Linked DNA regions of Mus musculus: all the other regions are linked to region 4. A link is a loop called in an ENCODE intact Hi-C map of the cell type or tissue named here. Cell type or tissue: heart. All regions are shown on one strand.

Evidence for each region. Peaks named below come from ENCODE experiments on the same cell type or tissue, not always from the same donor. Only the 100,000 strongest peaks of a DNase experiment are listed, where the experiment ranks them.
Region 1: a loop joins it to region 4, with 6 times the contacts of the local background. A loop is called at or near these places in 17 of 42 quality-filtered maps.
Region 2: a loop joins it to region 4, with 2.6 times the contacts of the local background. A loop is called at or near these places in 4 of 42 quality-filtered maps.
Region 3: a loop joins it to region 4, with 6 times the contacts of the local background. A loop is called at or near these places in 14 of 42 quality-filtered maps.

The regions. Positions count from the first base shown.
Region 1 is chr3:123,349,258-123,357,257 of GRCm38, reverse strand. It overlaps Sec24d (Sec24 related gene family, member D (S. cerevisiae)), which reads right to left. Exons shown (of 23, transcript NM_027135.2): 14 at 7,233-7,349; 15 at 6,388-6,558; 16 at 3,772-3,868; 17 at 3,537-3,682; 18 at 2,173-2,311; 19 at 1,417-1,535. Among named protein-coding and RNA genes, the nearest start is that of Mettl14, 33 kb to the left of the region's middle. In heart, a CTCF peak has its summit at 3,883 (motif pointing right); DNase peaks (open chromatin) are centred at 2,687 and 5,537; H3K27ac peaks cover 3,395 bases.
Region 2 is chr3:123,368,711-123,376,710 of GRCm38, reverse strand. It overlaps Mettl14 (methyltransferase like 14), which reads left to right. Exons shown (of 11, transcript NM_201638.2): 6 at 476-566; 7 at 1,825-1,966; 8 at 2,649-2,741; 9 at 4,038-4,154; 10 at 5,226-5,436; 11 at 7,021-8,000. The coding sequence ends at 7,325. Among named protein-coding and RNA genes, the nearest start is that of Mettl14, 13 kb to the left of the region's middle. In heart, a CTCF peak has its summit at 4,592 (motif pointing right); DNase peaks (open chromatin) are centred at 4,610 and 7,350.
Region 3 is chr3:123,165,830-123,173,829 of GRCm38, reverse strand. All of the region lies in intron 1 of Synpo2 (synaptopodin 2), which reads left to right. Among named protein-coding and RNA genes, the nearest start is that of Synpo2, 66 kb to the left of the region's middle. In heart, a CTCF peak has its summit at 4,869 (motif pointing left); a DNase peak (open chromatin) is centred at 4,809; H3K27ac peaks cover 1,677 bases.
Region 4 is chr3:123,231,336-123,239,335 of GRCm38, reverse strand. It overlaps Synpo2 (synaptopodin 2), which reads left to right and starts at 3,187. Exons shown (of 5, transcript NM_080451.2): 1 at 3,187-3,433. The coding sequence starts at 3,329. In heart, a CTCF peak has its summit at 4,649; DNase peaks (open chromatin) are centred at 3,145 and 5,015; H3K4me3 peaks cover 3,472 bases; H3K27ac peaks cover 3,424 bases.

The DNA.
Region 1 (8,000 bases), 120 kb before region 4:
TGAAGGGTGCCATGAAAGGCTCAAATGGAAAAGGAAAAATCTCATTTTCAAAGAGCAGGAATCCGCTCTATTGACTTGTTCTGAGTAAAACAAGTGTCTCAATGGTTTGCTCTACATTTAAGCCATAAAAGCAGGTGATTGGGTGTAGATACAAGTCTTCTAGCTTTTAAACCAGAACGAGATGGTAAGTTTTACTTTTCTCCCTTAAACAAGCAAGATCGTTTTTTTTTTTTTTCATTTAAGGTCTTTAAAGGCAAGCCATTTTAATATTAGCAAATAAACTTTGAGAGAAGACACTAACTATACCTGCTCAGTGTCAACTGATTCTTCTGAAAGGAGAGCTACTCCAGAGGCAGAAGAGTGTCTTCCAGAAATCCAAGACAGGTAGTATGGATGGGTGCAAAGTGCTCATGACTCAACTCCATCCAAGATGGAGTCCATAAGCACCTGGTGGGATCACGTGACTCAAACAAGCACACTTCCCAATTCTGCCTGTCTGGCTTTGCTTTTCTTATCCCCTTAACCTTCCTTCCTTCCTTTTTTTTTTTTTTTGGAGACAGGTCTCATAGTGCTGAGGTAGGCCTCAGTAACCTGGACCCCTGATTCTGTTCCCTCCCCAGACATATAATCAAGAGAACTGACCAGCCATGCATAACTGTCAACACAGAAGTTAAAAGAACGGGTGAATAATCACTTCGGGTAGCCCAAAGGGGACTTCCCTGTAAAGTGTGGTCTAACAAATGTTTGCCCTCTTCTCTCAGCTGGTAAATTTAGATGGCCTGTATTCTCTTCCTGCTGACAGCTTCCTCAAATGTGGAGTAACTACTTTAACAAAGAATTGGGAAAAAAAATTTCCACTAGTTGCTCATAGAATTCGTTTTGAATCAAAATTAGTTAGCTCTTCAGGATCCAACAGTGAAAAGCAGCAGCTAACTTTCCTGACACGGGGAAGCGAGTGATGAGAGGAGATAAGCAAGGCAAATGGCTCAAGGTTTCCCTAAATGTTCAAATCACTTACAGGATGCCCAGAGACACTTGTTTCAAAGAAATTAATACTGTTTAAGCTGAGGCAGGAGGATTGCCACACATTCAAGGAGTGCCTGGTCTACACAGAGAGAGGCAGGGCAGTCAGGTCTATGTAACTTTTAAGTGAAAATAATTTCATCATTTATGCTATAACATATTTACTTTTGAAAGAGCCACTGTTATTAATACCATCAATTCATGGCAACCTTATTTATATGCCTCAAATATATTTAAGCATGCACATTTTACAACGAAATACCTAGGTCTATATACAAAAGGGAATCCGAGCATATTGTGACATTTCTCTGTTTATAAACAGTGTATTTGTGGCTGTCACTGCACGCGTGCTCTGCACACAATGACAGCTCAGGACAGCAGGGACCTCCTCACCTGGCTTGCTGCAGACGGACTCGCACAGTGCTTCCGGTAACACGCCAGCATATGGGCAGTCTGATTGACTAGAATTTCCCGGATGGCCTTCAAGGGCTGGTTCAAAACTGCTTTAAAAGCTAGAAGCACAAAACCGCAAACAGAAAAGACAGAAAGTTTTAGAAACTGATCTCTTTGAATAACAACAAAGAACCAGTTTCTGTTATCTTTGGACTACCAAACAAGGATAATGCTCTCTGCTGCTCCTCTTTTGAGTAGTGTGATCTAGGCAAAGAGGGACACTGGTCTAATTATGGCAAAGGGTGACAGCGACCCATATTTATCTTGAGACGACTAGAAATAGAATTCCATACACAGAAAAGACAGAGCAGTTTGTTATCTCCCCAAGTCCTGACTTCTGCAGGCTGGAATGCTCTCTTCCATACCTTAAGTATAGGCTTTCAGAAGGGCAAAGAAATCACCCATCCTGCTTCTTAGTCATCAGGGCCCAGATAATCAACAGTGGCGTAAGTCAGCAGTGCTAGAGAACACACTCACACTCTTACATTACACCTCAGACACCTCACTAGCAAGAAAACTTAGGCCAAATCTGTGTGGCCTGACCCCAGAGAGTCTGGTCTCCCTCATTATGGCTAGAGGAGATGGCCATTCTCCAACCTTCTATTTCACTGGTTCTTGTAGTATTTTCCAGCTTCTAACTAGCTACCCAATGAGTCTCAGCTGACTCACCGAGCTATGAGATTAGCAAGACGCTACCTGACTTGGCAAAGAAGTTGATAAGGGCATCAGTTTCACAGCTCTTGTACAGATCCGCTAGCTGGGTGCTGCAGTTTAAGGCGAGATTGTGAATCCGGAGTCTTCGCTGACCACTGATGGTCGTGTAGAGCACAGCACACTGCAGAAACAACATGGAGACCTGGGTATTACTGACCAGACCCAGCCAAGCTAATTTAATCCCGCTGAAGTGTATAGAATCATACGTACAGATCAATGATTTCTAAAAATTCCCAGTGTCTCTCTGTTACTTTTCAAGACTGAATGATACCTGGGGGAAGGCTAATTAATTCGCTGTAACATTTCAATGGTTTAAGCGATCAAGCCAGTCACATGTAAATATCTGTGCACATTTCACATTGACTTGCATTTCACAGATTTTACTACCATGGACCTACGTCCAGAAACAAAGTCGGCACGCATGCCTGGCTCTGCCCAAGATCACGTCCCATGAAAGAGCATAGCTATTTTTACGGTGCACTCAGGTCTGCTGGAACCCAGCCACTACCTAGGCGCCTGTGATTCAAAACCAAGCATTAGAACTCTGCTCATCCTGGGCCAATCTCTCCACCCTTCCAGTGTAAAGCTGATGTTTGAAAACTCAGATCTTTAAATCGATTTTTCTTATTTTATTTCTTTAACTGATATTTACTCAAAGCCAGTCCTAGCCCACTTGCTTATGACATAATGCTTAGCAGAATCCCAGAGGCTACACTGTGACCCCAATATGCTGACATTCTAAACCCCCAGCCCTGCACCTTAGACTAAGACTTCATTTGGAGGTAGGACCTTTTGTTTTCTTTTTTGAGATTTCTCCCTCCCTTTCACAACATCTCTCCCTTGCCTTTCCTCTCTCCAAATCCTCCTATTCACTCCTTCACTCTCTCCTTAAAACCCATGGCCTCTTATCTCACTACTTGTTATTACATGTACATATGCATGTGTGTGTGTGTGTGTGTTATATTCCCCAGTATAATACTATAACATATAATGTTACTTGTATGCATGTTTTCTGACTTGGCTGTCTGGCAGTGGACAGCCAATTGGTGTGCTCTTGCATAGGGAAGAACGTGGAGGTAGTACCTTTAAAAGGGCAAATTAACTAAAATGAACTAACTAGGGGAGGGTCACCTGACTACAAGAACCTTGGACACAGCCACGTCACAGAGGGCAGTTTGTTGCTGCCTGACCCTTCACCTTGGTGGCCAGGCCATTGACCGCTGTGCCACATAAGTAGCACCTATTTACTGACCTACGGGCAAGTCACGCGCGAGTACTCTAAGGACTCCTGCTTGGGAGAAAGAGTTCTGTTAGGAAGAGAGGTGCACGCTTGGCGGCTTAGTCACCTGGATCAGGGCCCCGACATCTTCACTGAGCTTGTCATCGTGCTTGAACTCCACTGTCACGGCTTTATCGCAGTCGATGGCCGCCATTTCCACATCTGTGGTGTTGTTCATGAATATTCCACCAAAGAAATCAGTGGCCCTGAAACCTACAGCAGAGGGACAAAGGAAGATTTGCCTCTTCTTCTACGACACAGTAACTGTGCAGAAGACGTGAAATGGTGTGTGTGAGGATTACCTGTGCTGGTCCGAACCCTCATGATAGCATCGAAGCCTATTTTCTTCTCAATATCATTCCGGAGGTCGGTCAGAAACCTTTGGCTATCTGAATGTATCTACAAGACAAAGTGTGATCAGTGGCCACCAGGTGGCAGTAAAAGACTCCAAATAATGCTACTTTTAACTCATTTTTTTTTATCACTTTTTATATTTTGATTTAGCATACTTACAGGGATATCTTATGTACATATATGACCTTATGAAAGTACATAATCTTTGGCAGTGTGACTCTTAAGTTTTAATAAATAAAGCCCTTACCTATTTATTCACTTCATAACCTTTGGATGGGAAGATTATTCATTTATTTTGCAAATGAAGCAATAGCATAAGCGAGTCACTCAAGGGTCTAGTGTTAGACACAGGGAACAATGCGTGGTTTAACATATTCAGTGAAGCTGCAGAAAGACGCCGTAAAGGTGGTGGTGTAGGTGAGGGGGGTGTCTTTTATTTGACCATATTCATAGTCTGAAGCTCAGAGTTCATACAGAGTCTAGAGAATAAAACACTTCCCTTGGACTTCTTGACTCCTCTTTTAAAGCATATTTACGAAAGCTGCTCACTGCCCACACCTAAGCAATACTAATGGAGTCCTGGATCATGTGCTACTGAGCTGAGATTCACCTAAAACATGACTTTGCTGACAAGCAGCAGCCAATGATGTGCCTCTGACCTGGTCAGATAGACTTTTATAAGATTCTCAACACTTCTGCTTGACAGGCACAGAGAGGTGCGCGCGCGCACATGCACACACACACACAGATACACACAGATACACACAGACTCTTGTTCTCAATCCCCCAAACAAAGAGAAGAGGAAAGGAAACAGGCATCACAGACAGTACTCATAAAAGATACTTCAGGTACACACCAGATGCCTGCCTGTGTTGTTCACACCCGGCAATATTACTTAATGGAAGATGCTATTACAATTTTTACTTTTAAAGCTAATACGCAAATGCTAAGATATGGTTCAGTCTACAACAAAGCACATAAAAGCTCATATCCAAAATAACACTAACACTGATTATAAAATCTTATATTCCTTATTGCCAGAGGTCTCTCCTATTAGACTATGACAGCACGTCTTTTTTAATAGCACGATGAAATCAATAGTATGCTTTGGTATATTGACAAACAAGTAAAGGGCTTATATCCAAAGTTATATAGAACTAGCACACTACTGAAACATAAGGGGATGAAATCAATAGCGGTGACATCAGTGCCCTTGCCAACACTGCCCTGGACCGCTCTGCACCTAACTCATTCAGGGACGATAGCTTCACCCATGTGGGACTCCAGAGCTACCCCAGCCAGGACTTTAAGGTTTCTGATCAAGTGTATATTCCTCACCGGAGAATGAGCTGAGACACTTGCACTGTGCCTCAAATACTCAGAATTCTGCCCAGACGAATGTTGGATTTTTTCATTATGACCTTATATTCAAGTGTATCTGTAGACATATATTTATCTAGAAGTCTTCAAAGGGTTCTTAAAGCTTTTTGAAAAAATGTATTTCATTCTCAATCTTTGGTCTTACTTCAATCTTAGTTAACTTCTAATACAAATATACAACTGGCTGTTGCTTTATCACTCATAAGCAAAAACAGGCTGAGCATTTGTCATGGTAGGGAAACACCCCTCTATGATCAGTTGCCCTGTGACCTGGTCGGGCCCCTCCTCAGGAGAAGGCAATGCCCATTCTCTGTGTCTAAATTTAGTAAGACGTCAAGGCACAACTGTCCACAGGAAAAGCTTGTGACTGTGCCTATCCTAAACTGGGGTGTGTGCCTTTGCCAAATTCAGGGGAGGCATATTAGTCCAATGTGGAAGAGTAGAGGGTATAATCAGCTGAACCTGCCTGAGATTTCATCAAATGAAAACAAACATGCAGTTATGTTTTCAAATATTATCTTAGGTATCTCTAATATAAAGTAGACTTTCCCCTACAGCAAGTACACGACTTGGCTAATGTGAGCTCAATGTGTGCCTAAAATCAGTGGGAAGCCAATCAACCCCATGTGGTTTTACATTGCTTGAATTTACTTTTGCTAGTTGTCCACAATAGGACACAACTTTCTTACCCCATGATCTAAGCATCAAACTTAAACTGGGTTGGGGAGATGGCTCAGCCCTTAAAAACACTTCTGTGGAAGCCTATGGACTTGAGCTTGGTCCTGAGACTCATGTAAACAGGAGACAGACACACAACAACAATTGGGTGTGGTAGCTCAAAGCAGTAATCCACAAACTCCTAGGGTAAGACAGGAGGCACAGACAGAAGCCACCAGAAAGCTTGCCAGGCAAGCCAGCCTAGGTCAGTGCCCAGTGCCCGAGTAATAGAAACAACAAGATTCGACCCCAGCTAGATGCAGGAGAGAACTGACTCCTGAAAGTCCTGCCTTGCCCATCTGAAGCAACACATGTGTGCACACATATACTCAAGCCCCACCACACAAACACACACACACGGGGCTGGGTGAGAGACAGCACCAGAGAAAGACAGGGAGAAAGACAGAGACAGACTCAAGACTCAAACCGGAAAGGAACTGAGAGGGACAGGCGGCTTGCCGCTTACCTGGAAAACGTTGTATTTGTAAAGAGTTCCTCCCGTGAGCAGAGGAACCAGACCCAAGGAAGCCACATCCACAAACTGACTGGGGAAGAGGAACAGAGTCACTGAGCAGCTGTTGGCCACACAGTCTTTGGCCAGAGATTCGTAGACAGCTGTTTGGGGCTGGAAAAGTATCTAAAGAAAACGATGAAAGAAAATAAAAAGAAAAGCCAACAATGTATTAAAAACCATTTAATACAATATTTTTTCTATTAAAATTTAAGTTTCTATTAATTTTTTTAATTAGGAATTTTAAATGAGAAAAATATGGAATTTTTTCCCTCTGCATAGGTAGACTGGGCAAATGAAATAAAACAGTTGCTTGCCTTCAGGTTATTTGATACTCCAGTAGCCTTACTGGAGCTGTCCCTACCCCTGTTGTCAATCTACTGTCCTGCATGCAGCTCTATAGGTTGGATGGTGTTGTGTGACAGAGGTGTGTGCATTCAGTCAGAAGCATCTTCCGTCAGAGGCTGTTCATGGCGGCCGTCCTGTCTCAGGTTGGAGCAAAGGCTTCTTTCAGCACTGGGTGCCTTTGCTTCATGACGAGTGTCTCGTCCTCTGGTGAGTGAGGTCACAGGGCACCTGTCTTCCCTCTCCACTTCATACAACCCCCACCTCCATTTCCCTAACAGTCTCATAGATCACACATGGAAGATGTCATTTGATCATCTATAGGTATGTCAGATATCAGCTGCTTTAGCAACATGAAATCCTTCAGTGTTTTACCGTTGAAAATACTCATGAAGGGGGAGACCCCTTCTAGCATAGCTTCAGCAATACCTCCAAGGCTAGCTGTCCCCACGTACCTTCTCTTTGTCTGTGTTCACCAGCTTTTTGTCGTCTCTGTTCTTGAGCTTCCCCGGTGCTTCGGCAGTAGGCAAAGAGGAATGGAAGATGAAGAGCTTCCCCGGGCACTCTGCTGCCTGCAGAAGCACACACAACGCTGTGGGTTAAGATTCTGTTCGAAGAGCATCATAAACATGTGAAAAATGGCACCTCGTTCCAGTCAGCAAGGTAACAACGGAAACAGAGAAACAAAGTACTGTTGGGGAAGAGGACAAAGGGGACCTCTAGTACGTTGTTAGGAGGAATACAGATCAGCCAGTCAGTGTGGAGAAGAGTGTGTGTGGAGCTCCTCCAGGAACTGAAGCGGAACCACCATGCAGGGATGAGTGTTCTGAGTAACGCTGCCTGGAGACCGCTTTTACAAACCGGACTTCACCCAACCCGTAACCAAGCTAATAACGAGCTTGAAGGTCACTTATGACCACATAGTCAACCTGCTTACAGAATTAAGTGACCTTTGATGAAAACAGTGCAACCAATCTGATGAACTCCCTGACATACGTGCTCTGTTTCTCCTTGGTGACCCATGCATGCCATAGACTTGGACAACATATGTGTGGGTAAGATGTGGTGACCTCACCTACTGCCTTTCACTGGAAGCAGAGAGATACTGAAATCAACAAATAGAGTTATAGAAAACAACAACATGGGAACAGAGACCAATAACATAGGATTGTGGCTTTGTGTGCTATTCTGGGTCAGTTCCTCTCTTGTAAGACTCCTATAAA
Region 2 (8,000 bases), 140 kb before region 4:
TCACCACTTGAGGGGGCTTTATGATTTGTTTCTATTTTTACTCTTCCTGTTAACGGCTTTGAGCTTTTCAAAGTATATTTATTATTTTTAATTCGGTGTATATGCCTGAGTGTGTTCACATGGGTGCATGTGCCCTCAGAGGCCAGAAGAGGGTGTCAGATCCTCTGGACCTGGAGTTACAGGAAGTCATGAGCCATACGATGTGAGTGCTGAGAACCAAACTTGGGTCCTTTGGAAGAGCAGCAGTGGGCTCTTACAGCTGATCCGTCTCCCCTGCTCCCATACTTTTAGTTTTTAAGTTAAGGTATTTATATCATTTATCTTCTTATCAGTGTTTGTTATGTGTGGAAAGCAAGTAAAAGTGAACTACTAATTCTAATTTAAAGTGATGGCAAAGGAGACTCATAGCTTTGTGTTCATTAGTGTTAACCTCAGTTGAACTAAAGTTGAGAATTGACTATTTTTTCCTCCTTAGGTTTAGCTGACAGATTTGAAGAATACCCTAAACTTAGGGAACTCATCAGACTAAAGGATGAGTTAATAGCTAAGTCAAACACTCCTCCCATGTAAGTAGTTCAGTGCCTTTTCTTTCCAACTCTGACTTACATGATCAGTCTCTTTACGCTGTTATTTTATTCTTTCTTATTTTTAGTAAAATACATTATTTTGGAACTGGTGCTAAGTCTATAGTGGCTTGTCATTGAACTTTCTAGGTAGTTTAGGAGGTTTGTGAATTCTGACGCACAGTCTATAAAGTAGAGATGCCCTCTTCTGGGGCTGGGGGTTCTTGAAACAGCCTTGCAAATGCCTGGGACTGGGAACACTTGAAACTGCCTTGCAAACGCCTGTCTCATGGTGCTTTGCTATACGTGTCTTGCATTTTTCTTCAGCGTTAGGGAGTCACTATACTTCCTGGGCACTCAGTAGAGCTTGCTGGGGGCAAGTCTGGTGCTCTCCCTGTGAGCTGGATGACAGGAAAATTCTTGCCTTCAGAGATGACGATGACTTCATTATAGCCTGTGACTTTTCAGTTTAAGCATTAAAAGCCCCCAAGCCTTAAAAACAAAAGAAAAAAGTATCTTGGATTGGTTCTGGTGAGATAGCCGGCTGTGAGAAAGCTTCTTGTCCAGGGCTGCATGCCTGATGATATGAGTTCAAAGCCCACAGCCTGGATAGAGGTGGAAGGAGAGAGCTCACTGCACAAAGTTGCTCTCTGACCACCACATGCATATCATGGCCTGTACACCACCCAGTAATAATAAATGTTTTCTTCCAAAGTGTCTTTGAACTTAAAACTTCCATACTGTGTGAAAATAACTTCATCAAAGGCTAGTAGTAAATCTCATTAGGTAGTGTAAAAACACTGTCAATATAAATATTTTTATTAATGAACAAGCTAATAAAGTGAAATCGGGTCCATATTTAGAAATTCTGTATTCCTAAAGGAGGAATTTGGAACTTAGATGTCATTTTTCTAACCTAATTAAATAATGATATTCTTTTCATAATAATAATATATAATATAAAAGTTAAAATAGGTTAGATATCGCATGAGTGTAGATTTTCAGTGTAAATATAAGTGAAGAATTTATTCTGGGTATACATGTTTTTTTCCTTTGTTGTAAATATCTCCATGTCCTAAGGAAGACATTAGTGATATAAAGTCTGCAGTAAACAAAAGATGTACTAGAAAAAAACTAACTAGTAATTAGATCATGACTATCTTGAAAATAATGTTTAGCAATAATTATCAAATAATATTGGGTAATGAATTTCCTTCATTACCACCAGAGATATTTCAAAATCCTTTCCCCCTTTTACTAGGTACTTACAAGCAGACATAGAAGCCTTTGACATCAGAGAATTGACACCCAAATTTGATGTGATTCTCCTGGAGCCCCCTCTGGAAGAATACTATAGAGAGACTGGCATCACTGCGAATGAGAAATGCTGGACCTGGGATGATGTACGGTGAAACGCTACACACTGTAATGGCGTATTTACCTCCCAGAGAGTACACGCTTATTTGTCCAGAAAGCGGGGTTATGAGTACACTTCACTGTGGTTTCTTAGGAGCTTAGTCTTCTGTTTGACAGCCATTAATTAAGGTTTTGAAGGTTTTAATGAGATTAGTGAGATCATCTGATTGGCAAGAGGGCTGGACTAGAGGACAGTAAGTGTGAACCGTGGGAAGGCAGGAGACTTGGGGATACTCACGGGTCAGAGAAGAGTTGTGCAGATACCTGGACAAAAGTGGTCCTCCTACCTCAGTCACCCCAAACTGTCTGTGGCTATAGGCATATGACATTTCATTTTGTCTGTACCTTTGGGCTCTAATAACCTCTTACTATCTCTGCTTTTATTAGCTCTGTAGAAAATTCCATCATTCTGTAAATGTACTTTTTTTTGAACGCCTAAGAAAACAAGTATATGTATATGTCTTTTTGTACATGTATGTGTGTTGATTGTTGATAGAATAACAAACAGCATATCTAAATAACTTCAGGCATAGAGTTTATTTTCTATGCTATTTCCTAGAATATCTGAAGAATACATTTGTAGAGACCCTATTAAGTCTCAACAGTTATTGTTTGGATTTATGATAAGTGGGACACATTTGGTGCTATATTATTTTGATCTTCTTCTAGATTATGAAGTTAGAAATCGATGAGATTGCAGCACCTCGGTCATTTATATTTCTCTGGTGCGGTTCTGGGGAAGGATTGGACCTTGGGAGAGTAGTAAGTTGATGTTTGTGTTTTGTTCTTAATTTTTTTTTCAGGTGGATTCTTAAGTTAATTAGGAAAAGAACATAAAGGCTACAAAGATTAGTGTGCTTTTGCCTCCTTCATTTTTTTGACTAGCTTAAAAATACCAAGAATTATATAACACTGAGGTGATATAACATTATATCTGATATTTAGTCACAGTGACAAGAAAAGTAACATGCAAATAACTAAATGATGTATTTAACATCTGTATTATGCTTATATTTCTTATTTAACATCTGTATTATGCTTATATTTCTTATTTAACATCTGTATTATGCTTATATTTCTTATTTAACATCTGTATTATGCTTATATTTCTTATTTAACATCTGTATTATGCTTATATTTCTTATTTAACATCTGTATTATGCTTATATTTCTTATTTAACATCTGTATTATGCTTATATTTCTTATTTAACATTTCTTATTTAACATCTGTATTATGCTTATATTTCTTATTTAACATTTCTTATTTAACATCTGTATTATGCTTATATTTCTTATTTAACATTTCTTATTTAACATCTGTATTATGCTTATATTTCTTATTTAACATCTGTATTATGCTTATATTTCTTATTTAACATTTCTTATTTAACATCTGTATTATGCTTATATTTCTTATTTAACATTTCTTATTTAACATCTGTATTATGCTTATATTTCTTATTTAACATTTCTTATTTAACATCTGTATTATGCCTATATTTCTTTTGTGTCTGCTCTGAAATTGTTGGTTCCCCTCTATAAAACTTTTATTCTAGTTTATTTTATTTCTTTTATTGGATATTTTCTTTATTTACATTTCAAATGTTATCCCCTTTCCAGGTCTCCCCTCCAGAGCCCCCCGTCCCATATCCCCAACCCCTGCCTCTGTGAGGGTGCTCCCCCACCCACCCACCTTCCCGCCCTGGAATTCCCTTCACCTGGGCATTGAATCCCAACAGGACTAAGGGCTGCTCCTCCTCCTGATGTCCAACAAGGCCATCCTCTGCCACATATGTGGCCAGAGCCATGAGTCCCTCCATGTGTACTCTTTGGTTGGTGTTCTAGTCCCCGGGAGCTCTAGGTTCTAGCCTGTTGACACTGTTTCTTCCCTACATGGGCTGCAAACCCCTCAGCTGCTTCAGTCCCTTCTCCAACTCCTCTGTCTGTGACCCTGTTCTTAGTCCAATGGTTGGCGCTATAGAACTTCTTAATTCTGGTTATATTAAGTTTTTGTTTTGTTTTATTTTTTTAAGATTTAATTTTGAAATTATTTCTAGTGCTTGCGAAAGTGGGGTTACAGAAGATGTGAAGATATTTGTTGGATTAAAACCAATAAAAACAATCCTGGAAAGACAAAGACTCTAGATCCAAAGGCAGTTTTCCAGAGAACAAAGGTATTGTCTTTTTTATCTTGTTTTCTTTATTATTATTCTCTTAAACTTTTCTATATTACTATATACTGTGAAATTTATTTCAGCAATAATGCTTTTATGCTAGTAAAGTAGTGTGAGCATTACAGAAGTATACCCAAGATACCTTAAAAGTGTCTCCTTCCCAGTCCTGGGCCAGTGCACACTGTGCTAGACAGTGGCTTTCTGTATATTGTAAGCTGACATAATTCCAAGTTAGTTAGCTCTGGTCCACCTGACGCTCAGAAGCTTCCCTTCTGCACGCTTAGGAGGAAGAACTGACAGCGGAACTCAGTAGCCGACCATTAGAGTCATGCTTGCCTGCTCTCACCTTGTCTTCCCATGCAAGAACCACTAAGGGCTTCTGCTGCACATGACTGTCTCACTAGTGTAAGCTGAAAGAGCTTTTGCACATTACACCTTGGAAGCCACTAGAGGGCGCGTCTGTCTTCCTAAGTTTTCCTTGGACTCGATCATTTACATGACAGCATGTAGGAAATCCCCGGTTGGTGGAGCTGGAATTGCTCTGAGAGAGGTGTGCCTGGAGCCAGCCTCGAATCCCATCCTCCTTTCCCTGCAGCTTACTCACCACGTGTGTCCTTCCTGTCGGCCTTTTATAAACATGCTAGAGTCAGCACCTGTCCTAACTGTGTGAGCCCAGGAGGGCCATTGCAGCCCCACAATTATAGCTGCTTGGTGATAAGTGTATGCCCTGAAGGTGGGGTGGGTAGATTGTGTCATAGCTGAGCCCATGTGGAACAGAACTACAGTGGGAAGTGCAACATTACGTGGTGTGGGAAATCCTGCATACCTGCGTTGGAAGTGAAGTAGGATTTTAAAAGTATTTGAGTGACTGTAGAAGGGAAAAATGTTTTTCCCATTTTCTTGGCAGTTGTCTGAAAGCCAGAGATCTAGGATTTCCTGTCATAGTTTTATCACTAAACTATATCCCGACAATCCATAGAAGTAAGGATTGTTTTAGAACTGTTTAGAGTTGGTAAATGCTGTGAGATCCTGATTGTTGGTAATGAGAGCCATCGGTGTGCTTTGTCACAGGAGCATTGCCTGATGGGGATCAAAGGAACCGTGAAGCGAAGCACAGACGGGGACTTCATTCATGCTAATGTTGACATTGACTTAATTATCACAGAAGAACCTGAGATTGGCAATATAGAAAAACCAGTAGAAATTTTTCATATAATAGAACATTTTTGTCTTGGTAGAAGACGCCTTCATCTCTTTGGGAGAGATAGCACTATCAGGCCAGGTGAGACCTCAGTTTTGATAAAAGACAGTTTTTTCCTTGAGATGTGGATTTTAAGTTATAGGACGTAGCCTGTGTAAAATAGAAGTCTTATGTATTTAATTCCTCTTTTTTCTAGCTCACATGTGAGCAATTTTATCTTAGCAAACTGAGAAGGCAAAGAATTCCCATGCACTCTCTGCCCCACACATGCATTACCCCCCATTATCATTGTTTCTCACATAACTATACAAAGTCTATCTTAGAATTGACATTGGCGGTGTCTGTGGATTTATATAAGTTGGTTATAGTGTATCCAACCGTTGTAATAGTACACTGAAAACGTTTTCTGCCTAAAAGTCCTCCCTACTCCACTTAGTTTTTGGCACCTCCTAATTATCCGAATTTTGGGGTACATTGTGATGTTTCTTTGCCTGTGTATAGTAACGTCAGGGTAATGTTGACTATGTCACCTCAGTTCTTTGTATTGGGGACATTTAAAAATCTATGCTTTTTGAAGTATTCAGTTATTACTCAGCTAAGCTGTGCATTGCTGTTTCCTGGATTCCTCACTGTCTGGTCTGCGGCCTTCTTCCCCTCACTCTTACCTGGCCTCTTGTAACCAGTGCTGTAGTCTCTGCATCCTTCATATGCACGTTTTGTTTCTACCTGTAAATGAGGATTTGTGGTGTGTGTTCTTTGCCTGACTTATTTCAGTTAACATAAAGCCTTCTAGTCCCATTACAGTCAATAACAGAATATATGACATTCAGTTTATCCATTCCTCCATCAGTGGACACCTAGGTCATTTCCGTAGCCTGCTTGTGTGAATAGTACTACAGGCTGCTTTTAGTTCCTTTAGATATGTACCCCAGGCGTAGGGTCTCTGAATCGTATGAAGTCCTCTTTCTAGTCCTTTGAGAGCCTCCGTAATGTGTTCCATAGTAAGTGTTGATCGGCCTTCCCATCAGTAGCTGTGGGAGCTCCCCTTCCTCAGCCTCTCCAGCCATACTAGTTCTTTTTCCTGTGATCATAGCCATTCTGACTGCAGCGGATGATACCTCATTGTGCTTTTGTTTGCTTAGTTATTAATGGTGGTGTGCATTTTTTTTCATAGCCTTAGCTGTGAGTGTTATCTTCTTGTGAGAAAAGCCATTGCCCACGGAAAGATGGCATGAGGAGGGCAACATGGCTATTTGGATATTTGTATAAGAGAAAAGCACATTTTTTCCTCAAATGAGAAATGAGAAAAACAGTCGTCCCATTTTCTTAAGTAGGGAAGATATATGTATATACTTTATTAACCCAACCCAAACATTGTGTATTAAAATATCTTTTCTAAGTGGTATTCTAACAACACAATACATAGATGAGGAACAATAAGGATGATATGTAACAAAAGCTATAATCTAGAACGAGAAACAAGGTATGTGCATATGGACCTTTTACAATAGGACATGCATGTTGTATGTTCTACACCAGAGGTGATGGCTGTGTGTGTAACTGAGCCATCTTTGAGAGTGTGTTAAGGATTTGAACTAGCCCCTAAAGACCACCAAAAGAGGAAGGAGATGGAAAATATTTTCTGTTTTCCCCGCTTTATTTCAGGCTGGCTCACAGTTGGACCAACGCTTACAAACAGTAACTACAATGCAGAAACATATGCATCGTATTTCAGTGCCCCCAACTCATACTTGACCGGATGTACAGAGGAAATCGAGAGGCTTCGACCGAAGTCACCTCCTCCCAAGTCCAAGTCTGACCGTGGGGGTGGAGCTCCCAGAGGTGGAGGAAGGGGGGGAACATCTGCTGGCCGTGGTCGGGAAAGAAACCGATCCAATTTCCGAGGAGAGAGAGGTGGCTTTAGGGGGGGCCGTGGAGGCACGCACAGAGGCGGCTTTACTCCTCGGTAGCTCTTACACTTGCATCTTTATCACAGTGGAGACTTGCTTCAGAGCTCACTCCCAGCTTGTACTTTGCTTTAGTTTCTCATGCTGCCAGAAAGATCTTAGCCACCCCACCCCACCCCAGGGACTGGCAGTTGTCACAGACTGAGCTTTTGCTCAGGGTGGGTGAGTCACGTGTGCGCAACACCCCGACCTGACTTGACTGATTCCAGTCAAGGCTTTGGCTTCCTGGAAATGGCTGCGCAGAGGCTTCGGCATCTCAGAGGAGTGGCAGGAGTGGGTGCTGTGTTCCCTGTCATGGCTGCACGGCAGCAGGAGGCTGGGAACCCGGGTAGAACAGAATTAGAGAGGTGGTCACTGTGTTGGGCCTTTAATGTTTTCTTGTTGAAACACTAAAAAGAGAAGAGTTTTTCCCCTTACTTTTAAATTCTAAAAAATAACATGAAGTATCATTTGAGTTCCCAGAACTCGGGAGGGGAAATGAAATCTCGTTCTTCCAGATCAGAATCTGAGGTGGTTGCAGTCGTCAGGGTAGGTAACGGGAGAGGCAGGCAGAGCATGGGATATTTCAAACAAAACCAAGCTTATCATAATGTAAATTAGCGGCTACAGATGGCTCCTGACCATGTGTCTTCAGAAGCAAGACAAGGCATGTATGTCTCCAGGTCGGAGTGTGAACCT
Region 3 (8,000 bases), 66 kb after region 4:
GAAAAGCAGTGTGTAACCTCTAGAGGCACTCCCCCATCCATTTGTGTCTTCTAGGTAGGCCCTACCCAGATCCGCAAGGTCCCACCACATCCTGAGGGAGCAACTTCAATTGGCGGCTGGCTGCCGTGAATTTAGCCGAGTCTGCCATAGCTTAGGCGAGGCACGCGCTCTGAGGTCTACACTTTGCTGTGGCCAAGGATTAGCTAAGCTTGGGAAGGCAGTCACAGTGAGGTCCCGGGCACAAGAAAACCAGAATACAGAAAATAAAGCAGAGTATAGTGGTACACTCCTACCGTGCCCAGAGAAGCGGAGGCAGGAGGAGCGTCGCAAGTTTGAGGCCAGCCTGGGCTACACACCATGAGCCTCCATCAAAAACCCCACAAACCTCTTCCCCAAATGAACAAACAAATAAGTAATACACACCAGGCGTGGTGGTACAGACCGGTAATTCCAGCCACCGGGTAGAAAAGCTTGAGGAAATGAAGGTCCCCCTCAGTTATATGAGTTCAAGTTAGCCGGGCTACAAGAACCCCGTTTAGCCACTGCAGTTATGGCTACCCGAGTCAAATCAAGGCAACTGTACCAGTCATCATCACGACAGGCAGGACTAGTTGGACTCAGGGACTGTTACAACAAAAAGAGGACGAGTATCAACTGGAGAGGGAGTGGGGGAAAGGAACTGTGGGGTTTCTGAGAGCAGGGAAGAAGGAAGAAGGGGGTGTCCTGAGGGGTTAGCACGGAGGGGTTCATGCACTCAAAATGCATGGTTTACATGTAAGGAATTGTCAAGGAATAAATAAAAGATATTCCAAACAACAAAAAAGGAAGTCTGAGCAGCTGGGGCTGGAGAGATGGCTAAGCAGTTAAGAGCACTGACTGCTCTTCCAGAGGTCCTGAGTTCAATTCCCAGCAACCACATGGTAGCTCACAACCATCTGTAATGGGATCTGACACCCTCTTCTGGTGTGTCTGAAGACAGCTACAGTGTACTCATATAAATAAAATAAATAAATCTTAAAAACAATTAAAAAGAAAAGAAATTGCCCTATTTTTTTTAAAAAAAAGGAAGTCTGTTTCATAAAACAGCCAATTAATTAACTAGTTAACTAAGAAGGACAGGTATTTAGCTCACTGTGTAGTCCCAGTAATATAAGTTCAGTCTCCTGACCTCACATTAAATGCAAAACAAAACAAAACAACTGGATGCTGGGGCACACATCTGTAATCGCAGCACCTCTACGGTGGAATGAGAGGCAGTGATGAGAGAATCCATCAGAAGCTCGTAGGTCAGCCAGCTTGGAGTCCACAGTGCAGTAGCAAAATCAAGACAGACTGTGCCTCAGTAAAGTGGAAGGTGAGAAAACACTCCTAAAAGCTGCCTTAGGACTGCACACATGCGCACATGCACATCATGGGTCCCCAGGAGGATCCTGGAGACTCTCTTCCACATAACAGTTCTTCCATATAACAGGTCTCCACAAACTCAGGCACTTCCTCCCTGGGGAAAGTCACGTGACCTTCCAATGCACAACTCTGCTTAGGTGCTTCTGATAGCCAAAAGGCCCTTGAGACTCAGTGCAGAGAAAACTGGCTAGATTCCATCACCACCCGAGCTCATGTGTGAGCCTTGGGTCTCAGATCTGGGCTTGAATCTCGGCTCCATTTACCAGAATTGTAACTTTATTTTCTTAAACTGAAAAGACGCAAGTAATGTTTCTCTATTGAAGGTGGTTGTTAAACACTCTGCCTGTGTAACACACTAAGCACACAGTAACTATTCAGTTATCTCAAGGAGTGGAATGGATGCCGGTTATCCTTGTTGATCATGAGGCTGTAGCCCATGACAGAGCTCAACCCTGATTCCTTTTTTATTTTATAAAATGTTTCACGGCCTTCAAGCTCCTTCACAGCCCATTGGTTGTCACGTCCTCCCTCAAACCTGTCGGTGACTGAGCGTGTGTGGTGACTTCTAATTTACAGTTGCATGGAGAGGGTCTCAGAAGGAGCAAAGACAGGTTCCCATCTCCAAGTGAGCAGGTCACAGTGGCTGAACTGGAACCCGAGACTGCTCGGTCTTGTCAAAGCCTGATGGGAGAAGCCAAGAATGTGTTATAATGTGTACTGCCAAAACACCCTGAACTTCTGCAGAGAGAAGGAAGCAGCAGTGAGCTAACTCTGGACTCACACAAAGGGGTGCTTGTTGGACACGCAGAGATTGGCAATTTGCATATTATTTCTTGGCCTCAGCGATTCCCAATGCCTCTGTTTTAACTTTTTTTCAGGGCTCTGTGCTCTTGGTCTTCTTGAATGATGGGCATGGTTTCCATCCTGTTCATGTCTTTAAAACTATGTGACTGTTGCCTTCCCATTAGTCCATCTACTGATTGTCCACACCACAATATGGCTTTGGTATGATCCCTGTATTCTGTGCAGATTGGTGGAGGAGTTTGGCTTGGGGAAAGTGCAAGTGAAATTTAATATTTCAGACACTGTAAGGGCCACAGATATAGCTCATCGGCAGTGTGCTTATTAGCGTCTGTGAGCTTGGATACCCAGTATCTTAGAAATAGTCTGAAAGCAAATATTTTGAGATAAGTTGTATTAGTTTAAATCGTTCAAGTGTAAGTATAAAATATACTTACCTTTCGATTTGTGAACAAGATAAGTTAATTGGAAAATCCATTACTGAAAAAAAAAATGTCATGTCTGCTTGGGAGGTTTAAAGACCTACCTAGTCACAGGGAGTTTTCTTCGTCCTGTAGACTGTAGCAGGTTGGTAGATGTGAGGGAGGGAAAGGGAGGTGGGAAGGCCAAACGTACACGTCTGCAATTTCTGAGTCCATCCAGTTAGTAAATGTGATAGGGATCGGAATTACTCTGTCCATAACTCATCCACACTTGTGTAAACAGAGAAATGCAGAAACTTCTCTGAGCTCTCCCTGCAGCCTCCAACCATCTTAGAACACCATGTGTTGGTCATCGTGTCCCATCTAGAAGTCAGACTACTGACTTAGGAGAAGAAAACCTGGAAGTTCCTCTTAGTCACTGTCCTGTTGCTGGGAAGAGAGGGTGAGCAAGGCAACTCAGAACATTGTGGCAGGAAGCATCCTGGCCCACACACAGAGGGAGTGTGTGTGTGTGTGCACGTATATGTATTTGTGTATGTGTATGTATTTGTGTGTGTATATTTGTGTTTGTGGTTATGTGTATATGTATTTGTGTATGTGTATTCATGTGTATATTGTGTTTGTATGTATGTTTGTATGTGTGTGTATTTGTGTACATGTGTGTTTGTGTGTGTATGTATTTGTGTGTGTATATTTGTGTTTGTATGTGTGTATATATTTGTATATGTGTGTTCATAGTATGTTTGTGTTTGTATGTATATTTGTATATGTGTGTGTATATTTGTGTATATGTGTGTTTGTGTGTATATGTGTGTGTTTGTATATGTGTGTGTATTTGTGTGTGTTTTTATATATATGTGTGTGTGTGTGTGTGCGCGTGCTCACATGCATGTATGCATGGAGGCCAGAAGCCAGTCGATCCTGGTGGTCTTCCTTGATTGCCACCTTCTTTTCTAAGACAGGGTCTCTTACAGACCCTGAAGCTCTCCAGTCCATCTACAGTGGCTCTCCAACCAGCTTTAGGGATGCACTGTCTCCAGTCTCCTACATATCTTTAAGGGCAAATCTCCCCATGCCTGCCTGGTCATTAGAATGATCTGACTGCTCTGCAGTGCAGGGGAATGGGTGTTGCCGCTGTTCTGAGGTCATGCATTCAAGCTTATGTTTATTTAAAATATGTTTCCAAAGTACTAGCTTTTACATTATCAAATGATATATTTCTACTCAAACATTTCTAGATATGTGTTTCAGTTTATCTTTAAGCGAAGCCTCCATAAGACTGGGCTTCAGGCAAGCCTGTAGGACATTTTCTTAATTAGTGGTTGATGAAGAAAGGCCCAGCCCATTGTGGGTAGGGATAGCCTTGGTCCTGGGTTCTATAAGAAAGCAGGATGAACAAGCCAGCAAGCAGCTCAGCCCCCTCAATGGCCTCTACATCAGCTTCTGCCTACCAGTTCCTGCCCTGCTTGAGTTTCTGTCCTGACTTCCATTGATGATGAACAGTGATGTAGAAACCTGAGCCAAGTAAACCTTTTCTCCCAGGTTGCTTTGGCCCTAGTGTTTCATTTCAGCAGCAGCAGCCGTAACTATGACAACAGGTTCAGATGAACATTGGTCCCTGCCTCACCCCACCCCCTCCCCGAAGGGTGGGTTAACTGCACCAAGACCAAGTTTCTGTTTCTCTGTCAGGGAGGACTGATACCCTCCACCCCTTTCACTTCACCGACAAATCTCGAACCCCAAATATAACTTTGGAAGTTCTTTGTAAGCTCCAGAAAAAATTGCTAAATAGGTTTCAAATGTTGGCCCCTTTGTAGACTCAAGAAAGAGGCAGAAGAAGAGCGATGGCTGCTATTATGTTAAAAAACTTGGCACAAAATGAAACAAGTTATTTTTTTCCCTTGCTGTTTCCATGTGTTCACCTAGAGAAAAAAAAATGTGTGAATGATTAGACAGAAATGTTTCGCTAACCCCAAGGCAGGTACAGGGCAGGGCAACAGGCCTTTTAAGATCATCAGACATATCAGTTTAAAGAATATTTGGTACAGTCAGCAGCAACTCCGGTTTAAAAGAAATTCAGTAAATACAAAAGAAACATGAATGCCAGGCCCTTTCTCTGGTCACCTTCGAGCCCTGCCCAGCTATGCTTTCTCAGCTTCTCCCCTGTGCCCAGTTTCTCTCTGCTGGAGTCTCCCGCACTGTTGCTGGCTCTTTTACCTCGAGGAGACACACTGCCCCCTAGTGGTTTGAATGGAGACCCACAGATTTAATTTCAAGAGTCTTGAGTGCTGATTGGGAAAAGACATCTTTGCAGGTTTGATGAAGTAATTCAAGATGAAGAGCCTCTGCATTGTTCAAGTGGATCATAAGATCGAGTGACAAGTTGTCCTTGGAAGATACTGGGAGTTCGATCAACACAGGAGGAAGAGGAGTGTGACCAGAGAGGTTGAGTGCAAAGAGACGTGTCAGTAAGACTGCAAGTGAAAAATCGCACGCAGTCCCCAGGAGCTAAAGGAAGCAAGGAATGGCTTTCCTCCCCCAAATCCTTAGAAGGAGCACGGTCCCACTAACACCTGGATCTAGAGTTTCTTCTAGAACCCTCATATATTTTGCCTAATTCTGCCAAATAGATACATTGCTAGCTTATATCTCCAATCTCGCTCCTTCAGAGGCCATGCTCGCACACGGAACCCTCTACCGCACCTCTCTCCTGGGCTGACTCATCGATCTTGGTTTAGCCGAGAGAATTCTTGATCTTCACCTGCCACACGTGTTAATCCCCTTCCAAGTCTTCATCATGAATAAAAGATGCTACCATTTCCACCCGACTTCATGGCGTCAGGGAGAAACCTGAGCGCCACACCTAATTCTTTTCGTTGGTTCCATCCTCTTCTTAATTTCTAGATGAACCTTCTTGGGTACCACATTAGTTCATCACTACTACCACAGGCTTCTAAGATGGCCTCTGGTTCTGCTGCCTCCCTACCCCTTTCTCCACAGAAGATGTCTTTGGAAATTTCCTAGAATATCACTCTGTGTTATCACCAAGTCTAACACTTTCCAATAGTACCTCAAACCAATAGTTACTTCCATATTGCTTATGTTTTACTGTAATGGTGGTTACCAGTTGGCTCTCTCTCTCTCTCTCTCTCTCTCTCTCTCTCTCTCTCTCTCTCTCTCTCTCACACACACACACACACACACACACACACACACACACACAAAGGAGTGTTGATACAAATATGATCTCTTCGAAGAGGTACCACCCAACTGCCTCTATCTCTGATTTCTGGTTGCTCTATCACCTTCTATATGGTTCCTAGTTGATATGTCATCTTATAGGTCATTGGCTTCAACTTAGCTACTGCTCTCAAATTGCCTTCATCTGCAGTGATACCAGACCCAGGGTCAGTGTTCAATAAACACTTGTCTTTTAAATTCCAGATATACAGATATAAAACAATAGAGGATTACTACTCAGATGTTTGGTATCAAAAGTCATGTGATGTGGCTTTAAAGAAGCAATGTTTGTGCCCTTGTCTGATTCCACTCTCTGGCTCTTTGGGTGTGACCTCTGTCTGAGCATTAGCTCTGCTGAGAGGGTGAGTTGTTGTCTCTTTGGGGGTTTGTGCTCATGAGTACAAGTTCCTAAGGAGGTCAGAAGAAAGCATCAGACCCCTGGAGCTGGAGTTTACAGGTGATTGTGAGCCACCTGATATGGGTGTTGGGAATGAAATCTGGGTCTTCTGCAAGAGCGGTATGGATCTAAACCACTGAGGCATCAACCTAGCCCCTGGGAAACAGTTTTTAAAAAGAAAAGCCACAGGTTTACCCTGAAGAATATATTGATAGGAGTAAGAAAATAAAGAGGAATCATTTAAAACACACACACACATAAAGTGATTAGAAAAGAAAACATGATGTAGCCAAGTGTGAAGTCCCACTTACTGACAGAGAGAACACTGCCACTCGGTCACAAAAGTGCTAATGGATCTCGGATACGCTGTGCTCTTGTGTTAAGGTCAATGCTCTTGTCACTCATTCGGGAACAACTGGACATTTCTGGCAATGCAAAAATTAATTTAGCTATAAACATAAAATAATAAAGTAAACAAGGGCAGGAGGGATAACTGGGATAATATAATGAAAATATCCCTGTCATACTTTCTAAAAACGTTTAATTCTGCTACGAAATGTTTGGAATTGTGGAGGGTTCCAGAATAACCCTTCTGTCCCTCTTTCTCCAGCATTGCTTTGATTTCCTAGAAAACTCTGACCTTTGTGTGTGTGTGTGTGTGTGTGTGTGTGTGTGTGTGTGTGCTACAAAGTATTAGTTGTAGAAGTCTTTTTTGTTTCAGTTCATCCTGTCCTTGAGTGGCTGAGAAATCGGAACCAGAGGGTGAATGGCAACATTAGGAACTGGCAAAAGCTTCCATCTGTCCCAAGCTGCTCCAGCACTGTGCCCATGTTTGGGTTTCTCGAGCAAATCCACAGTAGTTTGGCAAGTCCCACCTCTGGAAGGTGACACGCACCCTTCTCCTCACTACCCATTAGCCACGATTCTGGCCTGGGAGCCTGGAAGCCTGCCACAACGTCTAGAATTGGAGAGTAAGTTGAGACCTTAGTGACATCATGAGGGAGACTATGGCTAAAGAACTACAGTGTGCCCAGGTTAGCAAGCTTCATTGGAAGGCTATATTTCATCTCATGATATGCAGATATATAAGGCAGGCAGGGGCCATTTTTGAAAGGAGAAAAGAAAGTGAAAAAAATATAAGTACATTCAAGTTAGAAGTGGGTTATTACTTTTTCAAGATAGAAGTGGGTTTTTGATTCTAAAGAGGCCCCCTTTTGCAATTCCGTCAGTGGGAGAGTGAAGTATTAAAATCCCTCCCACCTGGGCAAGCACGCATGCTCATAGGTCATTCCAGTGAGTGTGCACAATGTCGGTTCTAGTCCTATCTAAGGGTTTATCATCTTGGGATTCTGAAGGCTGGAGCAAGAGGACCATGAGCCTGAGACCACCTTGAGCTACCTAGAGAATCCCTGTACAAACAAAAAGAAGGAAAGGGAAGAAAGGAAAATATGAGTTAAACAATGGATATATTTATACAAGCCACGAGAGAGAGTAAGCAACCTTTTATCCTGAAATGCAGAATACATCTGCAGCAGCAGTAATAGTTCCATACCAGATCTGTATGCATGTAGGCCTGGCCCAGTGTTTTGTGTTTCCATCTTTAATCTTTTCAAACACCAGTTCTTCCTTCTTCCTTCCATCCATTATGCGCAGAGGAAGGTGGCTATTGCTGGCTTTAGCGTAGCCCAGCCTCAAACTCCTGCAAATCCTCCGTCTCTCAGCCTCTCAGAGTGCCG
Region 4 (8,000 bases):
TGTTCAAGTCACCCAGTCTATGTTCATCTTCTGTAGCATCCCAAACAGACTGAGACACCAGGATTTGCAAAGCTCCTGGGGTTCTACGGAGTCCTAGGTTACCTGTCACTTGCTCTCACTGAAGTCACTGAGATAGCCACGGTATTGGTTAATAGTCATTAATCCAGCATCGGTGTCCACAACATTCATGCAGCAGGGGGTGAAGCCCGGGATCCTTCCTAAGACCCAGAAACTTTCTCTCTGGGGCCTGTCTCGTACCTCCCTGTCACCAGTACAGTGGGCACTGCTTCCAGAGAGCCCCGCAGGCCATGCTCAGGGCCAGTGCTTTATTACTTATCTCAGTGACATTCTCCTCCCTTTCCTCCCTGTCTGGACTATTTGACACACTTACTTCGTGGAGCTCTAGTCTTTCTCAAACTAAGAATGGTGATTGCCATCTTCTGTTCCATCTCAGCAAATGGTCCTGAGGCAGGGAAATGGCAGGCGTCTGAATACCTGCTTAGAACAGCAAGAAAGAGAAAATCTGAAGAATAAACTCAAGTGTCACATTCTGATAATTATCCTACAAGGAGCATTTTATATATTCTCATGTATTGCAAAGAAATGAACTTTTAGCTTAGTTATCTCTTTGTAACACTCTTTTTAAAAGGTGTGTGTGTGTGTGTGTGTGTGTATACAGAGTGTGTATATGTACAGCATGCATGTGCACAGTGTGTTTGTATGTGTGTGTACACACAGTGTGTTTATATGTATGTGTGCACAGTGTGTGTGTGTGTGTGTGTGTGTGTGTGTGTATAGTATGTGTATGAAGGTACCTGTGGAGACAGAGTGGAAGTGGAGTCACAGGCAGTTGTGAGCCACCTGATTAGATTCTGGGAACTTGGGTCCACTGCCAGAGAAGCCAGTGACCCTAACTTGGGTGCCATCTTTCCTGCCTCTATATTCCTCACTCTTAGGTTTGAATTATGGTTCCCTGAATTTCTATGTAGAAATCCTGTCCCCCATACTTCAGAATGTGGTTATATTTGGAGGTGCATCTTTAAAATGGTAATTAGTTGATATGAGATAATCAGAGTGGGCCCTATTCACAATGACTGATTTACAGACAGTATGTTGTGGCTTGAATGTAAAATGTTCCCCATCAGACCCTGAACACTTGGCTCTCAGCTGGTGGTTTTGGGGGAAGAGGGTCCGTGGGGACAGGCCTTGGGGTTTTATAACCTGACCTCACTTCCTTTCTGCTCCTTTAGTGGGACCACAATAGGACCACTGCCTCATGAGCCTATTGCCCTGATTTCCCCAGTGTGGGAGTCATACCCCTTCTTTAACTGTAATACAGAGGGAATCAGTTCTTCCTTAAATTAACTATTATCAAGTATTTGGTCATATCAATAAGAAAAGTTCTAACCGATACTGTGAAAACATCGTGGAGAGCCAACTACAAGCCACACTGTGAACCACCCATCTCTAGAGGGACCCTGATCTCAGAACCTTCCCACTTTTGCCTTGCTGTGACAAAGTATTTGACAGAAGCAACCTAAAGGAGGAAAGGCTTATTCTGGTTACAGGTTTAGGGATACAGTCTATCATAGCAGCAGGAAAGCATGGCCCATGCCCCTCAGATGCTGAAGCAGATATGAAGCAGAAAGTTTTGGCCAGAGCCAGAAGTGGACATGGCCCTTTAAGGCCCACCCTTGGTGACCCACCTGTGCTAGGTTAGACACAGTCACAATGATTCCACAGTCTCCAAAAGTGGTGCCACCAGACCAAGTGTTCAAACACAAGACATTTGAGCTGTAACCCCTCTAGCACTGTGAAATGTGTTTGCTGCAAAAGTCCAGCAGTCTGTGATCTTTGCCTGGTGTTAGCAGCCCCAGCAGTGAGGCATGCCCAAGTGCTCCAAGACTGAGAAAGGCAGCAACTCTGAGCTCTGCGCACCAACAGTTGTCGCTGGTGTGCATGTCCCCTGTTCTGTGATCCTCCTGAGGGAATGTAGACAGCCAGGAGCAGCAGTGCCTCCACATACCACCTTCAGCCTCAGAACAGAGAGGTTTTTTTTAGTAAACAGAGTGGAAAATGCCTCAGAGGGAGGGCTGAGGACATCCTCTCTCACTGCTGGTTCTGCTGCCCCGCCCCTCCCACTGGAACGCCAGAGCTCTGTCAGCACCTGCTCAGATGGCATTTCGATAATGTGCCTTGGGAAGGCATAAATATTCCAGGCCCACCAGGCCTTAGTGGGTCAGTAGGTAACGAGGAATCCTCTGACAGAAATCTTGTAGCACATGTCACGGTGACTGCACAAATGTTTAGGCATCACGTTGATTATCTTTGTATGGGGGGAAGAGGGGCTGGAGCTTGGGCAGCTGAAGGCGGTTAGGAGAGGGAGAGCCAGTTTTCCTCAGGGGCTGTGACACTGAGGCTACCACTAGATTATCCTTCACCCACATAGATTGGTGACACCAAGAGGACTCCGTCGTCTAACAAATGAGCACATGAAACTGGAAGGGAGTTGTAGCAGTGGGAAGAGGGGAAGGATGGGGTGGAAAGGGGCCAGGACATGGATTGGATCTAAACACATGGTATGCATGCATTCTCAGACAATACCAGCAAAATCGAAAACATCTTAAACCTTGCGATAGAAAGTTATTAGGAGATAGTTTACTGTGGAAGGCCCTCCTTCTCCTCCTCTAAACATATGTTAGTTCAGAAAAGCACAATTTCAGAAAACATTTTCAAAAATGCTCTTGTTTTATTCCCCCCACCCCTTAAAGGGTTGCTTTCTTCGGGCAGCAGGTAGAACAGCAACGAAACTTGTTTTATCTTTTCTTTCTCATTCATCAATGTGGCAAACATAGAAGTGTTTCTTTGAGAAAGTCTAACTCTCTAGTAATGAGAGAGCTTACGTTTTAGCTGCTTACTTGTGGAGGTTAAAACTCCCACAGCCCGGCTACTATTTATAGAATAATTAAATCTCGGTTCTATTCAGGTGCTGGCACGGAATCTGCTAAAGCAAGAGCAATGTTGTCCTCCCCGCTCTCCATTGGCCCCATTCTGTCCCAAACAGGGATTTTTCTTTTAGTGCGAGGCTCTGTCCTTTTAGCTGAAAAGTGGGCCGAGCAAAGAGCGTGACGCAAGAGAGGGCGGTACAGGTGCTGGGAGGGCGGTGGGGAGGCTCGGCCTCCGCGCACTTTCCCCGCAGCCGGCAGCGGGGCAGCCTTGCGTCCTGCACCCTCTGCACCACCAGCCCAGCTTAAGACGCGTCCTCTCCTGCACCGCGGCTTCCCCTGGCTTTCTCAAGCTCTTGATGCTGCCCAACTGAAAGGAGAAGATGGGCACCGGAGATTTCATCTGCATTTCCATGACTGGAGGGGCGCCCTGGGGGTTCAGACTGCAAGGAGGCAAGGAGGAGCAGCAGCCTTTGCAAGTTGCAAAGGTAGGAGGACCGAGAGAGGCTGTTGGATGCGGGGAAGGTGGGGAGGGGGATGAAAACAACCTGTTGATGGTCTTTCAGGTCATTTGCTTGTCTTCTGCGCTGTTGGTAAACTTATCGAGAATGTGGCTTTAAAAAAAAATTTTTGTGGGAAAATGTATACCATATGTCATATAATTAGCTATCAATCAACGGAGGGAATGCTAATCCTATCATGTGAAATACAGGCTGGTTAATTATCATCTGACAGCCAGCAACCTTAAGCTGCTTCCATAGCATTCTCTCCTTCATGTGTTGCTGGACTCTCCACAGAGGAGACAGGCCTCAGCTCCCCGTAACCACTGGGCATGGACATTTGGTGGGCTCTAACAAATAATTGGTAGTGACATTTATTGTGCAACAGGCGTAAAAGGACCAGTTTGGGGCAATAATCTTTAAGGTATAAAGAACTGTCATGAGATCTGTTTAAGAGACTAGCCTTTTAAGGATTTAAAGAACTGTATATTCCATTGACTATACTCATGTGGCTAAGAGCTCAAGATAGTCATAGATACTTTATTATTTTTTAAAAAATTTATTTTATTAAAATATAATTACATTATTTCCCTCCACTCTTTTTCCTTCCTCCAACTCTGCCTATGTACCCTCCTTCCCCAATTTCTGGATTCTTCTTTAATGTTTAAATATGTAAGTATGTATTTATGTATGTATGTATGGGTACATATATATGTATATATATATGCATAAACTATATAAGTACAGCCTGCTGAGTCTCGTCAGTGTATTCACAGATTCTTTACAATGCATTAATTACAGCTTTCTGGTGCACCTAATAGCTATTTAATACGTTGTTTATCTTTGTCACATTAGATTGATTTTCAGTTTAGCATAATACCCATAATCTCATTTAGATTCGAACTGGCATTCAGCTAAAATGAAGTTAGAAAGCAAGAAAGTAAAAAACTTTTCATCAAATGTTAACATGGAACTGTAGAATTCTGTGCCAGTATTGGAAGGCATCAAAGGTTACTTTCTTGTTGCATAGCTATAGCTAAAATGAATCTAGGCCTCTATGAAGCCCATGGGTCACCGCCTTTGTAGCTATATTCTTTTTTCCCTTTCATAAATGTTCCCTGTGAAGACCGACGTTTCTTTGAAAATTTCTGCTCTCGAGCATCTATTGGAACATTCTTTCTTTGGTAGTTGAATCCTGCCACCTAGTGAGAGGTGCAGAAATGGAAGTTGTGAGCACAGAACTGGAAGATGAAAGCCACTTAGATCTAGAAAGTTCCTCAGACGTCCCAGGTCTTTTAGTTCTTTTGGGACATGGTGTCCTCACCTCGAGCTCCTGTTTGGGAGGGCAGAGAGATGAAAGGATTGGAAGGGAGCTCTGCTGGAATCCTTTAGGAGCCAGGAACCAACAGCAGATAAAACGTGAATGCCAGATTCAGCACATTGCACGGCCTAGGAGACGAAGGCAGATTTGCTCAGTCGTAGCTGGTTGGTTGGCTCCCTGTCAGCCGAGATTTGGGTTCTACTTGCAGTTCGGCCTGAGGCTCGTCAATCACCAGCCCTGACTCAGTTGCCATGGAAGAGGAGATGTTGCCTGGGATAGGGAAAGAGAAACTCCAGGAAGAAACCGTTGCTCACTCACTCACTAGTCCTAACAGCATGTGCTTCAGGGTCCCCCGCCCGCTGACTGCAGTGTGGGGACAGGGGTGGCTGAGAGCTGTGGTTCTGCACAGGATTTGCCATGGCCAAGCCGGGAAGGCACAGTGGATGGTGGGTTTCTTCTGAGTTCTCTGATGCACTGGCTAGTTTAACTCTGTGAAGCCAGTTGCTGAGGGAAGGGTCCTGTGGGCCATCTTCCATCAATCTCTCAATCACCAGGCTGTGTGAGGGTCAAGAAAGAACACTGAGCGGACATTCCTCAGAAATCATCTTTCCTAAAATATCCAGGCAGTATGTTGATGGCTTTAGAGGATTGTTACGAAAGCAACTAGGTCTTCACTCTAATGATCTAATTTGTCAGAGGCTGGGGATGTAGGTCAATGGCAGAACCTGTAGGAGGTTCTGAGTTCATTCCCCAACACTCCTCCACACCACATTGTATAATTTCCTAGTTTATTTAGGGTCAATTTTAAAATGCTATCGTGAAACCTTTGAATGTTTGCTTAATTTGTGGTTTTGTGGGTACTCCACACCCTACCATCTGCTTTTTCCTCGTATGTTAATGGGTTGTAAAATGAGTTAAATGAGGTATAAACCTCAGATAACCATGACTGTGTCTTTCCCCAGACCGTGTTCATCATTGGTTCAAACTTATTATATTTGATTTTTTTTATATTTATCATACTTGTTTTAGAAAGCTAGAAAGCTTAAGTCACTAACTCAACTCAGTGGGCAAACCTTCAGGAAAGGCTCTTCACAAGGTGAAGTGAATGTCCGTTGCCTGTAGCCTGTCTTTCTCATGATGGCTGAGTGACCTCCAAGTAGGAGAGAGTAAGTAAAGGAGCTGAAAGCTAAGTGGAAGAAGATAGCTCGCAAGCTAAATAAAGAATATGCACACAAAACCCATGGGAAGAAGAGGCAGGGGTATCAAGGCAGTCATCCACATCTGCATAGTGAGTTCTAGGCCAGCTTAGGCTACATGACATCCTCTCTGAACAAAATCCATACAAGTAATTAATTTTAGAGTTAAAAAGTAGGAGCGTTTGTATAAGATGGAAAATTTAATTACAGCGAGTACTTGTATCATGCCCTTTAGCTTGTAATAAAATATTTAAACATCTAGGTTATTTTATAATCCTATGTAGAAATCCTAACTGGCTGAAATAGTAGTATAAAATTCAGCATCATTAAGATTAGGAATTTAATTACTTTTTAATTCCCAGGAAATATCTTTCTAGTAAAAAAATTAGTTACTTATGAGAGATGCACAAGTATTTTTTAACATTTGCCTGGTATACTGAACAGTATACGAACCCTAAAAAAGAGAAGAATTTTAGTGAACGTTTTCATTGACATTTAAACTGAAAAACTTAAAGTCCAAGTAACTGGTATTTTTCTCTACATCTGTAATGCAAAGCAAGCCTTTGTAACACACACTCAAAGGATACTCTTCAGGAAAGCAGATTCTTAACTCATCCCTGGAGCACGTTTATCTAGACAGAAGACCCCGTTGTATGTGTGTTTGCAAATTTCCTCATGAAAAACGATGTCGGTGTCTTCACATTATCAAACTCTCTTTGGGGACATGTGCTTACATGGCCAGGTCCCTGGCAGTCTCTTGGCAAACCCCTTGGAGAAATCTCTCTATAAAGACTTGGAGAAAGTTTTCTTTTACAAGCTAACCTTACAATTAAAAACTGACTTACATTTTAAAGGTAATGAGCAAATAGATGGGTCAGACTAAATATAAATTAAGGTGATCCACCACAGAAGTTTGTTTTAAAAAAAATAATCTTGGGCTGGTGAGATGGCTCAGCGGGTAAGAGCACTGACTGCTCTTCCAAAGGCCCTGAGTTCAAATCCCAGCAACCACATGGTGGCTCACAACCATCTGCAATGATATCCGATGCTCCGATGCCCTCTTCTGGTGTGTCTGAAGACAGCTACAGTGTACCTACATATAACAATAAATAAATCTTTAAAAAAAAAATAATAATCTTATGGCCTGTTTCTTGTCCTGAGTTAGTGACTTTGAGGTTGACCCTGGCATCCAGATTGCTTAACATTCCAAGGGGAATTTTGATATGTAAGTGAAACACAAACCCTGCTGAAGAGAGCTGAGATCACCCATGCCCGCTAAGACCTGACGAGAGCCTGGTGTGTCCTGTGAGCTCTTCCACATTCATCCTGTCTCAGAGTAATAAGGGGAGGACCAGGGAAAGGCTAAGAGCTGTGTTTGAGTCCCTGGCCTTGTGAGCAGGTCATGATTACAAATAGAGGATTTCTCCTTCCAATGTCAAGATAAGTGATCCACTGGAACAAGAAGCCCCACAGTGACCAAGCTAAATGCTGGGACTCCCTGAAAGATGGGACAGTGCACATTTGTTCCCATTTGATTTTGTCAGTTGGTGTGATAGAATGAGAATGGCTCCCATCGGCTCATGTGTTTAAGTACCTATTCACCAGGGAACAGGACTGTTGAGAAGGATTAGAAGGATTAGGGGGGCGTGGCCTTATTGGAGGAAGTGTCATTGGAGGTGGACTTTGAGATTTCAAAAGCCCATGCCAAGCCTAGTCTCTTACTCTGCCTCCTGCCAGGATATAAAGCTCTCATTCACTTCTCCAACACCATGCCTTGCTGCCTGCTGCTTTGCTCCCCACCATGACTGTAACTGACTAAACCTCTGAATTGATAAACAATCTCCCAATTAAATGCTTTCCTTTATAAAAGTTGTTTTGGTCATGGTGTCTCTACATAGCAATAGATTACTGACTAAGACAGTGGGCTCCCTGTAAATGGAAGTATGTGGTAGTGATGAGAAGAAGTAGAGAAATACAGAGGCGGGTGGAGAGAAGGGAAAGAGGACAACAGAGGAGAGAAAACAATTTATTAAAATCA